3 separate regions of the Homo sapiens genome follow, and regions 1 and 3 are each linked to region 2. A link is a contact called in ENCODE Hi-C or POLR2A ChIA-PET data. All regions are on one chromosome and are shown on one strand. The core of a region is the stretch at or near the end of the contact, and the rest is flanking DNA. Distances in the headings are between cores, read along the strand shown. Region 1 holds the start of VPS37B (VPS37B subunit of ESCRT-I). Region 2 holds the start of RHOF (ras homolog family member F, filopodia associated). Region 3 holds the start of BICDL1 (BICD family like cargo adaptor 1).

Region 1 (4,867 bases), core at 223-2,722, 1.1 Mb before region 2:
CACTGCACTCCAGCCTGGACGACAGAGCAAGACTCTGTCTCAAAAAATAAAAAAAGCAATAGTTCCTCTAACTTTCATCATTTTTCTGCAAACACGAGCCCTTAGTACAACGGGCTGGAAGGAGAGAAGAGGTTGGCAGAGCCCAGCCTAACGTATGGATGGAGAACACAGACCTTATGTTTTACCCATGGAGTTGCAGAAGAATCAGCTTTATACACAAAGCCCCTAAGTCTGCCGATAAGCATTTGCTGAATGCCTCGACTGTGTTCAGAGCTGAGTTATGAGACGAGGTCAGTGTGTTATGATGCCAGCGTGGTGGACGCCAGACTGGGAGCCAGGAGACCTGCCAATTACTTGATTTTCAGAAACAAAGCAAAAGCCCAAAAAATTTCCCCTTCTCAGGGCTTCAGTTCCCTTATGTGTAAAATTAGGGGGCTGTCATGGTTAACCTCAGCCTTAGGTTTCTTCTAACTAGAACTGTGACAGATTCCAAAGTAGGATAATGAGTTCCCAGGCTCCTGGATCTTAAGAGGCTTCCCGGTAGCTGAGAGACTGAGAGCGACTGCACCCTAAATCGTGTTGTTTCTGAAAGAGCACAGGTTGGCCCACCTGGATGTCTGGGCACCTTCCTCTGAGGTGATGCAAAGGGGCCACTCAATGGGTCCTTGCTCAAAATGCTCCAGCCTTACTGGCCTTCTTCCCATTCCTGAATGCACCAAGTTAGTCCTGTCCCAGGGCCTTTGCACGTGCTGGTTTTGCTGCCTTGAGCTTCCTACAGGAATGGTGGCTGGTTCCTCCCTTCTCATCCTTCACATTTCCTTAGACGCCACCTTCTCCGAAAGTGCCATCTCTTACTACCCTAAAGGTCTTTTTATTTTCTTATTTCAGTGTCCATTCCCTTATTTGTGATCGCCTAATTATTTTACTTATTTCTTGTTTTGTTTGCGTCCTCTTTCATTCTGTTAGCTCCATGTAAGCAGGGGTCCGTTTTGCTTTATTCAGAACTGTATACTCAATGCCCAGTACAGAGTAGGTCTCAAAACATATTTGTTAAATGAATGACGTGGCAGCTCCACAATTCCAAGTAACCAATGACACCTAAAGTTGTTTCCCCATGAAGTCTCTGTCTTTTGGGTTCCGTGCATCGGGCTGGGCTCACAGGCTGCGGGAACTTCCTTCCCACTGCCTGTTTTCCTTGGATCGCGGTATCTCTCTTCCTGGAGGAAAAAGGCTCTTATGACCTCATGGCGCGCTCTCCCGAGCCGCAGTGACGTCATTAATGCGCTCACGCGTCACAGCCCAATCATAGGGCCCTTCCCCTCCCTTTAGAAGTCCCGACTGTCCCTGACACATTCCACTCCAAGCGAGCCGCGACACTTACGTCACGTCCGCCCGCCCGCGCGGTGATGACGTCACGACCCAGGGCTGGCGTCACGTGTCCCCCCCGCGGGGGGCGGCCCTTGAGGGCGGCGCTTCCGGTCGGCGGAGCCTGGTGGCCGCAGCGGCGGTGGCGACGACGGCCGAGACGTGGGGATGGCGGGCGCCGGGAGCGAAGCCCGGTTCGCCGGGCTGTCGCTGGTGCAGCTCAACGAGCTGCTGGAGGACGAGGGCCAGCTGACGGAGATGGTGCAGAAGATGGAGGAGGTGAGCCGAGCTGGGCTTAAGGCGGCGGCTGTGAGGCCTCGAGCGGGGTTCGCTCCTCGAACGGTGGCCGGAGGCGGAGGCGACCGCGGCGCCTCCGGTCGTGTTGAGGGGACTGGGCTAGAAATGGGGGCGCTTGGGGCGGGGTGCGGGAGCCAGGGAACCGCGACTGGTGCTTAGGCAGGAATAGGGGGCCTGAGAGGGGGTTTGAGGCACTGAGGGGACCGAGACTAGGGCGGAGGCGGGAAAAAGGGTCCTGAGACGGGGCTTGGGGAGCCGATTGGGGGTCCTGAGACAAGGTTTTGTGGGGCTGAGGACTTAAGGCTGGGTCTGAAGACTTAAGGCTGGGTCTGAAGTGGAGATTAGGGAGCCTGGAATGGGAATTTGGGGATTAGAGTGCTATCGTTGGGTCTAGGCGGAAGAGGACGGAACTGGGGGGATCTGAGATTGGTTTGGTCGGAGGAGCGGGGAGAGTAATAAGGGCTGAGTCGGAGGCGAGGATTAGGGGTGACTGAGGGGGACCAAGAGCTAGATCTGGTAGAGGTTGGGGGGTTTCCTTTGAGAGGAAAGGTTGGGGACAACCAGGGGGACTGAGGCAGCTATAGGGGATCAGAGTAGGTTTTGGGGGACTGAGTGGACTATCCAAATAGGACTCTTAGGAGAGGATTGAGGGTTCCAAGATGGGTTCGGGAGGCTGAGGGTCTGTAGCTGAGTCTATGAGGTGGTTCTGAGGCTCTTTAAGGGTTGGGCGAGGGTCCCCAGCCCAGGGTTTGGAGGCAGGAGTCCATGGTCATACCATAGCCAGGGTAAGGTTTGAAGGTTCCATGTATCTAAGGGGTCCCAATAATGCCCCTGGAGTCTGACTTCTTTTGAAGTGGCCCCAGCAGAGTTACGGGAGTTCGTGGATGGGCCTAAGGGTGGCGACAGGATACGTTTTTCTGTAAGGGTTGCCCCCTCCACCGAGGAAGGGAAGGTGGGAAATTTAGTGTGGCTGGCTTTGTACCACTGCGTCCCACGTGTCTGGGACTAAGGAAGGTTCCTGGAGCAGTTTCAGGAAGAAGTTAAAATGGGGGTTTGGGGCTGGCTGCCAACCCTCACCTCTGAGAGTCAAGCCTTGCCCAGCCCCTGGAAGGCATGTGCCAGCTCCTGTTTCTGGTTATCTTCCTTCACACCTTGAGGTGTGGTTTGCTCTCGGGTAACTGACTTCATCCTTGCAGATTTGCAGTGTGTGCTCCCTTTCTCTCAACCCATTTGGACTCATTCTCGGAAAGTCTGATCTTTTGGGTCTGGTTCTCCTCCAGGCAGGTGGGCCCAGGCTAATCCCAGCTCTTCCTGGCCCACCTACCACTCCTTTATGTCTCTGAAGTCTGAGCCTTCCCACGCCTACAGTGCTGAGCCTCTCACCCAGGAGCCCGTGTGGGGGCTTTTGGCTTTCTTTCCGAAGAGGGATTGTTCAGCACCAAGCCAGCCCCCTTAAAAGAGAGCTTGTATGGAGGTTGCACATTCAAAATCCCTGGAAAACCCTCAACAGATCATTGTCCGGAGCTACAGAGAGGCCACTGTAGTAAGATGGTATCAGTCTTTCCATTAATACACCCCTTGTATTCATGGGCTTTGTAACTTGACACATAATAACGTTGCTCCAAGATGCAGTGTACCCCGTTTATGGTCTCCATGTGGCACCTTCCATTTTGGAGAATAATAAGTGATAAAATCCATCCTTCTTAGCTGAATGAGTTTCATGTCTCCAAAGAAAAAATCTTTGCTTAGTTTCTCTGCTTTTCAGTTGCTGGGAGACCTTTTGTTGATTGTCAGCAGGGTTTTTCTGGTTTAATAATAAAATGATAGGTATATTTTTCTAATGTGTAACACTGCCTACAAGTTATTTTGGTATATGTGACTATTCTGTTGCAGTAAGAACTGAGTACTGTAGCTTTGTTGGTGGAACATTAATAGAAATAAACTGCCTTTAGTGGAGGGAAGCTTGTGGAAAGAATCAAGTTCATTCTGTTCACTTGGAGGCTGTTAGGGACAACCTCACCTGTTTCCTCTACCTCAGAACCTGAAGATTATTTTTTAAAGAGAAAGGTAAATTCATCTGGCAGGATTTTTTTTTTTTTTTTTTTTTTTTGAGTAAAAGTGACCTTCATACCTGAATACCCAAGAGAAGTATTGAGGCCTGAGCGACTCCACTTGATAAGCCTGCATAGTTCACATTAAATTACTCAGCAGTAGTTTGCTTTTCTGGGTGTAGTGCTTTTAAAACAAGGAAACAACTTGAAAACCAAAATACCTTAGCTCACCTAGCGAGGATCACTGTCAATCCTGTCGTCCTGGTCATGTGTGGTGTGCCTTTCTCGGAATGGGTGTAATGTGAACCGAAATTTTTGGTCATGGTAGTTTCACTCATCTGGTAATGCTATGCATTGGCTTATGTTGGGGGTAATTGTGAGACACAATAGAAGAAAATATTTTATGAACTGTTGACCAAATGGAACATTTGTGATGGCGTGTTAAAGAACATTCTGGTTTTGGAATCACACACTCCAGACTGGACTTGGCCGCTTCCCAGCTGTGTGATTGCAGGCAAGTCACTTCACCTGCCTGAGTATCTGTTGGAAAAGGATAATATGACAGTAATACCTATTTCATAGAGTGAGGATCAGGTGAGATGATGCCTATTAGTACTTAACACAGCCCATCAGTAGGGCTCAATAAAAAGTAATTGCAATAATTAATCACTTATATTAATAGTTCTCTTTTTGAAAGATGACTGACAATCATTAATACCAGATCATCCTGAAAGTTACTAGGATCCCATTTCAAGAATGTTGAGTAAATTATGATTTGCAATTAGCCTAAAAAACATTTACCTTTTCCTTTTTTTTTTTTTTTGAGAAAGGATCTTGCTCTGTTGCCCAGCTGGAGTGCAGTAGTACAATCTCAGCGCACTGCAACCTCTGCCTCCTGGGTTCAAGTGATTCTCGTGCCTTAGCCTCCTGCGTAGCAGGGCTCACAGGTGTGCGCCATCACACCCAGCTAATTTTTGTATTTTTAGTAGAGACGGAGTTTCAGCATGTTGGCCAGGCTGGTTTTGAACTCCTAACCTCAGGTGATCTGCCTGCCTCAGCCTCCCATAGTGCTAGAATTAAAGGCGTGAGCCACCGCACCCCGCTGCCACCGGCTAATTTTTTATTTTTGTTTTTTTGTAGAGATGGGGTCTTGC
Region 2 (4,836 bases), core at 1,370-3,869:
GCCTAACAGCTGTTGTGTCAGGAACCAGCTTAAAGAATCTTTCTTGCTTTCTCAAACTCTCCAGGAATTCCTGGTGACTGGAAGGGGGAGTGACTCAGGCCCTCAACCTCTAGCAGGTAAGGGAGCTACCTCCTGGGTGGGCATGCCCAGTTCCTCAGTGGGCCCAGCGCGGCCCAGCCTCCGAGGAAGCTCTGAGCAGCTGGCTTGGCTCCGAGGTATTTTTAGCTACAGATCCAGCCCCCCTCCATCACCACAACAGTCGAGTCCAAATCAAACGCGCTCCAGGCAGGTGGGGCTGGGGTTCTGCCAGCCTCCTGGCCAGCAGGGGTGGGTGGGCAGACTGGGGCCAGTATCAGCTGTTCTGCCTGGACCCAGGCCGGGCTGGGAAGGCACACTTGTGCTTATTTCCCGCCTCCACTTCTGTGCAAGCTTGTGCTGTCATAAGCAGAGATCACAGCCCCATTTCTTGGATGGAGAAAGTGGACACTGAGGTCTGAGGCTTTTGAGGACAGTCAGGAGCCCTCCTATGGGCTCCAGTGATGCACTCACCAGCTTCTGGTCCTCTTCTTCCACCTCTTAGAGTGCCTTGGCTCCCTCCTGTCGTCCTGGGGAACCTCGGCCCCAGCCCTGCCTCCCCAGCCAGTCACAGCTCCTCCCTGGTCACCCTGAGGGAGCTCAGGGCCCGGCTGGTAGCTGGGTTGCTCTGCTTCTGTCCCCCACTCCTGTGGAGCCTGGCAGGCAACTCCATGATCTGACCCCGGTTACCTTGACAGCCCTGCCTGGCCTCCCCTCTCATGGCCCAGCCACCCCAGAACCTGAAGAGGTTTTCTAGCTGCCGTGCATTTGCCAGGCTGGGTTACCCACCCTACTTTCCCTGCCTGCCCTCCAGTGCTGCCAGGCCTAGTGTGCCAGCCAGCGCTCAGCCTTCAGTAAAGGGTTCCCCTGCTTCCAACCTCCATTGCACTGCTTCCCCTAAGACTGTGACCTCCTGGAAGGCTGGAGCACAACTGCCTCTCAATAAACGTGTTGCAAAAAAGGAATGGATGAGTTGCTGTGCATTTGTCTAGGGGGTGCTTGACCCAGGAGATTACCCTTTGCCCAGTGCCTGAAGAGGGCGTCCACTGAGAACCTGGGGTGCCTCCCCGGCCTCCCCTTCCCAGCTCTGCTGTGGTCTTGGGATTCTGTGGGCGGTCGCTGCTGCCCTCTGGTGGTCAGACCGTGCCTTGCTTGCACTGTGAGAACCTTGACCATGGAACTGCCAGGTTGGCGGTTTTCCTCCACGAAGTGAGGTTTACATGACCCTTGCCGAGACCTTGAAAACTGGGAGTCTTCGGGGTGGGGTCGCCAGCAAAAAGATCCTGAGTCCTGCCAGCCCCTATCTGAGGAAACTACGAAGGCCACTTGCCCCCAACCATGCTGCTGTTGGGGGTTTTGTTAGAAATGGGCTCTTCCTACCCCAGCTGGTAGGATCCCACTCTCGGCCATGCTCTCGTGCCTGTCTGCCGTGGACCGGCTCCAGGGGGGGGTCCCTCTGCCACCCTGTCGACTCATCTGGGTGGTGCAGAGGGCAGTCAGCCCGCCCAGGGTGAGGAGTAAGAGGAGGGGTGGGGGTTACGGGTAATTCAGCCAGCAGCCCTGATAGCACTGCCTACAGTAAGTGCTCAACAAATAAGCTGTTTTGATCAGGGGATGGGAGAGTTGGGGGGATTCCTGGGATGAAGGACATGTGGCTGCTGGCAAGGAAACGCATTTTCTTACATTTCTTGGTGGGTGTGGGGTTATCAGTCTCCAAAGCTCCAGGAGAGGGACCAAGTTGACTTCAACTAGAGCTACTCCAACCTGCCCCTCCCTGACGACGTCTTGCGTGGTTCACGCCTCTGGCTCCTGCCGGAAGGAGGCGGCCGCCCCTAGTGGTTTCGGGCCAACCTGCGCCCGGAGCGGCCGGCGCCGAGGCGATTGCCCGGCAGAGGGCGTCAGACGTCCACCCTGCAGCCCAGGGTCGGGGTGCGGGTAAGCGGAGCCCAGTCCCTCACCCCGAACCCGCGTGCACGCTGGCGTCCCTGGCCCAGGCGAGGTGGGCAGACATGACTCTCGCGTCAGCATCTTCCCTGGTGCCACCGCCGCTACCTCCTGTGGGGAAGCTGAGGCCAGAGGCGGACATGTGCCAAGCCACACCGCTGGGGCAGTGCAAAGTTGAGGGGCTCTTCCCGGAGCTGGAGGCCGGGGGCTTCTCGAACCCGGTGCGGAGGCACAGCCAGCCAATCCGGGAGACCCTGTCTGGCCGCGCCAGCCAATCAGAGGGTCCCTGCCGAAGGCGGAGCCTGCTAATCAGGGGCACCTGGAGTCGCTGGGCAGCCACGATCGGGTCTCGCCGGCGAGGGGCGCGACGTGACGCGCGGAGGGTGGCGGTGGGTTGGGGGTGGGAGCTTTGCTCGCAGCTGAGCCCCGTTTTTCCGGTGCTGCAGTATCCCTGGGACTGAGAGCTGAATACCCACACCCAGGGCTGAGACCTTAGCAGAAAGGAAACTGAGGCTGGGAGGTCGGCCGGGAGGCTGCCTGGCGGAGGCGGCGCTGCTCCGAGTGGGCGGGGCTGGTTCCGGCCCCGCCCCGCCCCCGACCTCTTGGCTCCGCTAGTGCCCGGCGCGCCGCCGCCAGTGCTGCGGGCTCCGGGCAATGGATGCCCCCGGGGCCCTGGCCCAGACCGCCGCCCCCGGTCCGGGCAGGAAGGAGCTGAAGATCGTGATCGTGGGCGACGGCGGCTGCGGCAAGACCTCGCTGCTCATGGTGTACAGCCAGGGCTCCTTCCCCGAGGTGAGGCCCGCAGCGGGGCTGGGGTGGGGGCGAGGGACGCCCCTTACCCTGAGCCCAGAGCCCCGACCCTCAGTCCCCAGCGTCCCGAGCACGGACAGGCGGCCGCCACCCCGGGGCGCCCCCTCGGGAATTCCAGAGCCCAGCGGGGTGAGGGGGGGCTGATCCGGGACGAGTGAGGGGGGTGGACAGTGGATTCAGCTGGAACTTTGGCCCCCGCCGGCCCCACTAAGGACCAACCCGACCCCCTCTCCCGCAGCACTACGCCCCATCGGTGTTCGAGAAGTACACGGCCAGCGTGACCGTTGGCAGCAAGGAGGTGACCCTGAACCTCTACGACACGGCCGGTGAGTGCGCCTGCGCGCCGGGGGGCCCGAGGGTCCGCCCGCCCGAAGGGTTTCCCCTCCCGGGCGTCCCCCACTGGGTGTCCCCGCCCTGCAGCCTTGGCAGGGCCTTGGCCGGCTCTTCACTCCTGGAGGCCGCTCAGGGGCGCTGGCTGCGGGGCCCTAGAGGCCAAGCCCTATACGTAAGTGGAAGGTGTTTGGAGGAGGAGGTGAACTCTGGGGCCACCCTCCCAGCTCTGTGCTGAGAGCCCACAGCTCGTTCCTCTCCTGTGGTTCTAGAAAGCAGTGGGCTGCTCTTGGGCCTCCCATGGTTCCAGGATTGCTGCGCTACCTGCTGTGGTCTCTGCAGACTCTGTGAGCTGCAGATTTGAGTCCCTTGGTGCTCGGATTGCCTGGGCTGTGTGTCTGGGTCCTGTGGTTCTGGGATGCTCCCGGCTGCAGATCAGCCTGTGGCTCCAGGGCTCTGTGGCCTGCGCTCTGCAGCCTGAGGCTCTGGGGTCCTGTGGATGCGAGTTCTGTGTCTGCAGCTCCCAGGATTCCACGGCTTGCAGTTGGTGGTTCTGGAATTGCGTGGCTACAATTACTTCTGTGCTTTCCTAGTTCCCTGGGACAAAACCAGACAGTGTAGAAAATGAACTGAGGAAGGAACAGAGCACTGGGGGCAGGGGCCCCACACCAGGCTCTGCCTGCCACCTGCAGGCCCCCACGGGTGGTTTACGGATTTATGTGCAATTGCTTGGGAGTCGGTGTTGTGAGGGGTGGGGACAGGAGAAACAGTCAGTGGGAGGACCCTGACTCCCATCTGGGCTTCATCAACATTGGGGACCAAAGGTTGAGATCCCCAGGTGGGGCCTCACCCCACCTCTGTGACTCAGTGTTTAGTGACCTGCAGGGAACCACGTCATCCGGTGGCCCTCTCCGGCCAGCCAAGCCTTGTGTGTGTGAGGTGAGGTCAGACACTGACCTAGGATGGAGCCAAAATCCAGACACCTCCACCCCCACCTAGACCTTGGAGAGGACCCGAAAAGGGGCTGTCCTAGCTCAGAGCCCCCCTCCATTCCGACTTCAGCAGGTCCTATCGTGGCCTCTGAGGAACCTGTCTTTGTGGGATGTGGGCCCTGTAGGGCCAACCCCAAAACAGCGCCTGTCTCTAGCCCCTGGTGAGCTGGGAGAGCTGAGGCATCAGAGGAATTCCCGGGGCGTGGCCCGGGGGTAGTAAAAGTCATGGTCTGGGACACCTTTACTCTCATGTTTCCTGTGCAGTAGCCAGGGAGGGGCAAGGTCATTGACCCACTTTTTGAGTCAAGTGCTGCTGGGTGGAGACATTCACAGCAACCCACTGCCCTGCAAGAGGTCAGGAGGTTTTTTCTTTCCTCCTCCTCTGCCATCAGGGCCTCCCCTATCAGGTCCCGGGGTTCACTGTTCAGGGCAGCCTCCACATCATAAGAACAGGGATGGCCTTTCTGGCCTTGCCCAGAGAGAGATGCTCAAGGAACATGTCAGAGTAGATTGAGTTGTGGAGATTCTGGAAAGCTGCAAGTTGCTGTAGGAAGAATTTGTGCTAAGAGCTGCTACCAGAGGGATGGAGGAGCATCCCCTGCTACAGTCACCAGAAGCAGGCGACCACTGGCACCATGGGGATCCCATCCATGGTCCCATCCTGTTCCTGCCATCCTCTTTGGAG
Region 3 (4,351 bases), core at 1,543-4,042, 1.8 Mb after region 2:
ACTTAAAATTGAACTTTTAAAACTAGAGTTCATATGCTGACCTGCAGAGGAATGAAGGTTTTAAAAAATAGTTTAAAGAGTTTTAAACTATTGTTGTCCATTAAGTAAATAACAAAATGTCAAAGATAATTTATTCTTTTACAATACAACCTTTTTTTGTTACCATTCTGAAATCTTTGCCCTATGTTGAAGAAATGTATAAAGGCTCCACATGGAACCCAGAATGTATGTAATTGCACACTCAGGATTACTATGAAATCTGGCACTAATCAAACTGATACGGTGCTCCTTTCAAGTCAGCTGTCTCTTCAATCAAGTCCTTCACTGAAGAAATTTCAAATCACAAGTATAAATCTCTGTAGTTGTACTTCTTTACAAAGTCGTACAACTGAATCTCTTTATAAAAAAAAAAGGAAGGCTTTTTATTTCTAGACCTCTACTTCAAGTGAAAATTAAACAATTCAATTCATTAGGCTGCTTTTTGGCAGTCTACCTATAGGTTTCACAAACGACTTTTCAGAGAGGTATCTCAGGAGTTCATCGACTGGCAGACCTAGTTAGCAGGACAACCGAACTACAGGGCACTCACAGGTTTCCTTTTTTTCTCCCGGATTTACTTTTACGTCGCTGGACTATAGGCATACTTAAATCTTATTACAGAATATTTCTGAATTTCCATTCTGACTGTTCAACCAGTAGCAGAGATACGGAACCTGACTAGGGTCAATTTCAAACCTCATTCAGGTCTGTACTATTGTCTTGCTGTAACTAAGAATGAAAAGAGCTGGCTGCAACCAAACTAGGTAACAATAATAGTAAACGCACAGGCAGGAAAGGTAAGTCACAGGTGACTCCCTCTCCCCATCCCCCTGCCCCTTTTTTTTGCAATCTAATTTTTAGAAATGCTGGCATTCTGTACTGCATTCAAGGCCCTTTTCTAGTTAAGGGCAAGAAAACAAACAACTCTGAAAGACTGCCTAGAGAACTGGCAGAAATATTACGGATACCTTAACAGGTATTTTATAACAGAAGTTAAAGTAATATGGTTCTCATAGGTTGCATTTGGTCATTCAATTGCAAGCCTGAGACCCAGAACACAGAAAAGTACTGTTTAAATACACATAAATACTGAGGCCCAAATTAAATCCACTACCAGCGGTCACATGTTGAGCCCTGGCTCGCCTGATTTCTGCAATGGAACCACATTTCCTAATCCCTGAGCATTTGAAGGCTATATAAAGCTCCTTTAGGGGCACTTGTTTCCCACAACTCTGAGCTGCCAGGAAGTTAAGACAAGGGCATCTAAAGGCCTTAACGCCCAAACTGGAAGGCTTTAGGCTAACACCCTGATTAGAGATTAACTGCTCTGAAAACCTGCAACATATTTTAAATGCTTCCCGACTTCCTCATTTCTCTGTATGCAGACATCACCTCAGTGCTATATAGTCATACTGTAAGCTCTATTTTAGATGCTGGGTACAGTACGTATATAGAACGGCCCACAGCGGCTGGAGCCACGCATGGACCCATTTGCTGTGAGCGGGGTGGGGAAGTCAAGTGGGTTCAACGAAATCTGATAATCCTCCATCCTCCCTCCCCCATTCATTCCAGATTTTCTGCGAGGTAGGGTGAGCAACGAAGTGGGGGTGAGTGGTTCCCTAACTGCCCAGGGCCGGGCGCGTGCCTGGGCGGCCCCTGCTCCCCACCCATCCCTGGAGGGAGGTCCTCACCTCGAGCTTGTCTGTCAGCTCCTTATGCATCTGCTCGTACTGCCGGCTCATGTCCTGGTTCCTCTCGAGCAGCGCCTTACCCAGCCGGGCCGCCAACACCAGATCCTTCTCCTTCTGTCGGATCACCGACAGCAGCTCGGGGTCCTGGGAGGGCGGCGGCTGCGGTCCGGCCCCCTCGGCCAGAGACCCAGGCTCGGCCTGAGGGTGTTCCCCGGGGTCGGACGGCCGCTCCCCGGCCGCCAGCAGCGCCAGCTCCTCCTCTAACGCCAGTTCTAGCTCCCCGGAGCCCCCGGGGAAGATGAGGGCGGCGGCGGCGGCGGGACTCCGGACTGCGTCCCCGGCCGCGGCGGGCAGCTCCATGCAGCAGGCGCTGTCCGGCTCGGCGGGTGCTGAAGCGCGGCCGACCAAGCCCAGGCAGAAAGCGGACATGGCCCGCGCGCGCGGAGCCCGCAGCGGTGCGGCCCGGCCCGCGCGCGCCAGGCTGCAGGGGGGAGGGGCCCTGCCGCGCCGCCCCGCGTCCCGCGCCTCGCCTCGCGCCGCGGCACGCGCCCCCGGGTCCCCGCGAGCCCTGGGCGCGGCGCGCGCCGGCCCGCCCCTCCCCCGCGCCGGCGGCACGCGCCCCCTCCCCCGCCCCCGGGCTCAGCTGCTCAGGCGCGCGCGGGAGGAGGGGGTGGGGGTAGTGGCGGAGTAGGTGGTGGGAACGGGAAGGCTGGGGAAGGGAGGACTCAGGAACAGAGACTGAGGGTCGGCGAAGCGGGAGGGGAGGAAGCGAGGAGGAACGCCGCCGCCGGGTTCTCAGCCGCCCTGTTGCCGCTGCCGCTGCTGCTGCTGCTGCCGCCGCCGGCCGGGCAGCGCCTCACGGGGCGGGCTGCGCTCCGCTGTCGCCGCGACGCTTCCTGCTGCTGCTGCTGTTGCCGGCGGCCGCTCTCTGCAGCCGCACTCCATGACCCCCGGCTCCGCGGCAGCCCCAGCAGCAGCGGCGGCGACGGCGGCTGCTGCTGCTGCAGGGGCCGAGGCGGCGGCTCCACATCGCGCGCCGCGCAACCCGGCGAGCTCCTTCCTGCCTTCCCCGGCTCCTCCCGGCTCACCGGGCCGGCAGCGCCCCGCCCCGGGCTTCCGGCCGCGTCCCCTCGCCCCGCCCCTTGCCGGCGCCTGACGCGCGCGGGCACCTGTTCGCCCCGCCCGCGCGGGATTCGCCGGCTCGCGGGTCTCCTCAGCGACGCCCAGGTGGCGCCGGCGGCCTTAACCCCTGCTCTGCCTCACGCCCTGCGGGCGGCTGCGCGCGCCGCCTGCGGAGGCGGCTGGCGCATCCCTCACGGTCCTGGCTGCCTCACCGCGCGGCCACGCCCCCAGCCTTGCACCCACTTCGGGGTGCGGTTCCGCCCTCAGCCTCGCTCAGAGCTGGGGTGTGGCCACGCCCTCAGCTCTCGTACCTCGGGGTGTGGCCTCGCACCCGGCCTCGCTCTCACCTCGGACGGAGCGCGGCCCCGCCCACCGCCTGCTGCTCACCTCCAGGCGCGGCCCCGCCCCCAGCTACTTGGAAGCCGGGGCGCGCCTCAGAGTTCTGTTGCCGCATCTCTGGTGGTGTCTGGGGCAAAGGGGACTGAGGACATTCCTCCAAGACTGGTGACCCGGCCCCGAGAAAGACATACCCTCACGAAATTTAGGTCTGGGCCCCCAGGAGAACTAAGCAGTCAGGAGAGGGAGCCCTAGAGAGCAGTAGGAGGAGGGAGGACTTCGGAAACCAGGCATCTTCATGCTGATGACTCAGGGATATGAAGGACCAGATGCTTCGCAGATCAGCAGCCCGGAGAGAAAGGGTTTCTGCGGAGAAATAACGGAAAAAACTGCTCACAGATGGGAATACGAAGCAAAGAACCTCCCTAATAATAACTACCGTTTATTCGGCACTCAGTGTGTGCCATGTCCTGTATTAAGTGCTTGATAGTCATTATTTTAGATAATCCTCACAAGAACTTTATAAAATCAGTACTGCCGCTTGTCATTTTAACAGAGAAGGAAATTAAAGCCTGAGAGATGGCATCGTCTGCCCAGGTCATTACAACTGGTAGAGTCAGGATTGAGATCTAGCCAGGCCGACGCCAGGGATCACGTGAATCATTATTCTTTATTTTCTTCACATAGAAGCAGTCTTGAGGAAGATAAATGGTCCTTTGTGACCAAGATGGATTGGGTGGATATGGAAGGAACATTTCCTCAATGATTAAAGGAAGGTTTGGAGAGCCTACTGGGTGACTTGCAGTCATTCCTTGGTGTTGACCTCGTTGGTGGTGCTACGTGTCTCCTATTTCCAGAAACAATCCCATCTAAAGCTAGAATTCGTCCCTATGCTTCCTTTTCCTCTTGGACAGACAACCCATTTTTTACTTGGATCATGCCTTTCTTCTTTTCATCCCAGTGAGATGGAAATTTCAGAACATCAAGAGGCTGAAATGGGTCAAATAGTTTCTCATGGTTTTTATCGCTTATTAAATTCAGAGCCTAAACAATATTCAAGTTTTAACATCGTTACCCTTAGACTGAAGGCCAGAATCTGAAAAGCTCCTGGGCCTCAGGGCTGGCATTGTTCACTTGTTGACTGGAAAGGAGACAGACAGTTG

Evidence for each region. A loop is a pair of places that touch in the nucleus more often than their neighbours do. ChIA-PET counts read pairs that join two places held with the same protein, here RNA polymerase II (POLR2A). Pooled maps may share reads with other maps.
Region 1: a pooled map shows a loop between it and region 2 (2.9-fold over the local background). The contact joins the promoter of VPS37B here to the promoter of RHOF in region 2. A Hi-C loop is called at or near these places in 2 of 37 single-sample maps with no recorded cell type and 7 of 50 pooled maps.
Region 3: a pooled map shows a loop between it and region 2 (4-fold over the local background). The contact joins the promoter of BICDL1 here to the promoter of RHOF in region 2. A Hi-C loop is called at or near these places in 1 of 37 single-sample maps with no recorded cell type and 4 of 50 pooled maps. POLR2A ChIA-PET finds 5 or more read pairs at or near these places in 1 of 52 experiments (CD8-positive, alpha-beta memory T cell).

What each region holds. Positions count from the first base shown.
Region 1 is chr12:122,892,729-122,897,595 of GRCh38, reverse strand. VPS37B (VPS37B subunit of ESCRT-I) reads left to right here and starts at 1,472. Exons shown (of 4, transcript NM_024667.3): 1 at 1,472-1,644. The coding sequence starts at 1,534. RefSeq lists a silencer at 1,329-1,478 and an enhancer at 1,659-1,808.
Region 2 is chr12:121,791,471-121,796,306 of GRCh38, reverse strand. It overlaps RHOF (ras homolog family member F, filopodia associated), which reads left to right and starts at 2,619. Exons shown (of 5, transcript NM_019034.3): 1 at 2,619-2,811; 2 at 3,068-3,155. The coding sequence starts at 2,674. LINC01089 (long intergenic non-protein coding RNA 1089) reads left to right here. Exons shown (of 4, transcript NR_152740.1): 4 at 65-1,040. It also overlaps a transcript of SETD1B not described here. RefSeq lists enhancers at 625-794, 1,090-1,630, 2,175-2,224, 2,171-2,711, 2,717-3,548 and a silencer at 2,705-3,244.
Region 3 is chr12:119,987,677-119,992,027 of GRCh38, reverse strand. It overlaps BICDL1 (BICD family like cargo adaptor 1), which reads right to left and starts at 2,792. Exons shown (of 10, transcript NM_001367886.1): 1 at 1,731-2,792. The coding sequence starts at 2,159. RefSeq lists silencers at 1,815-2,024, 2,035-2,104, 2,155-2,244, 2,525-3,164, 3,185-3,244 and 1 more and enhancers at 1,176-2,147, 2,148-3,121.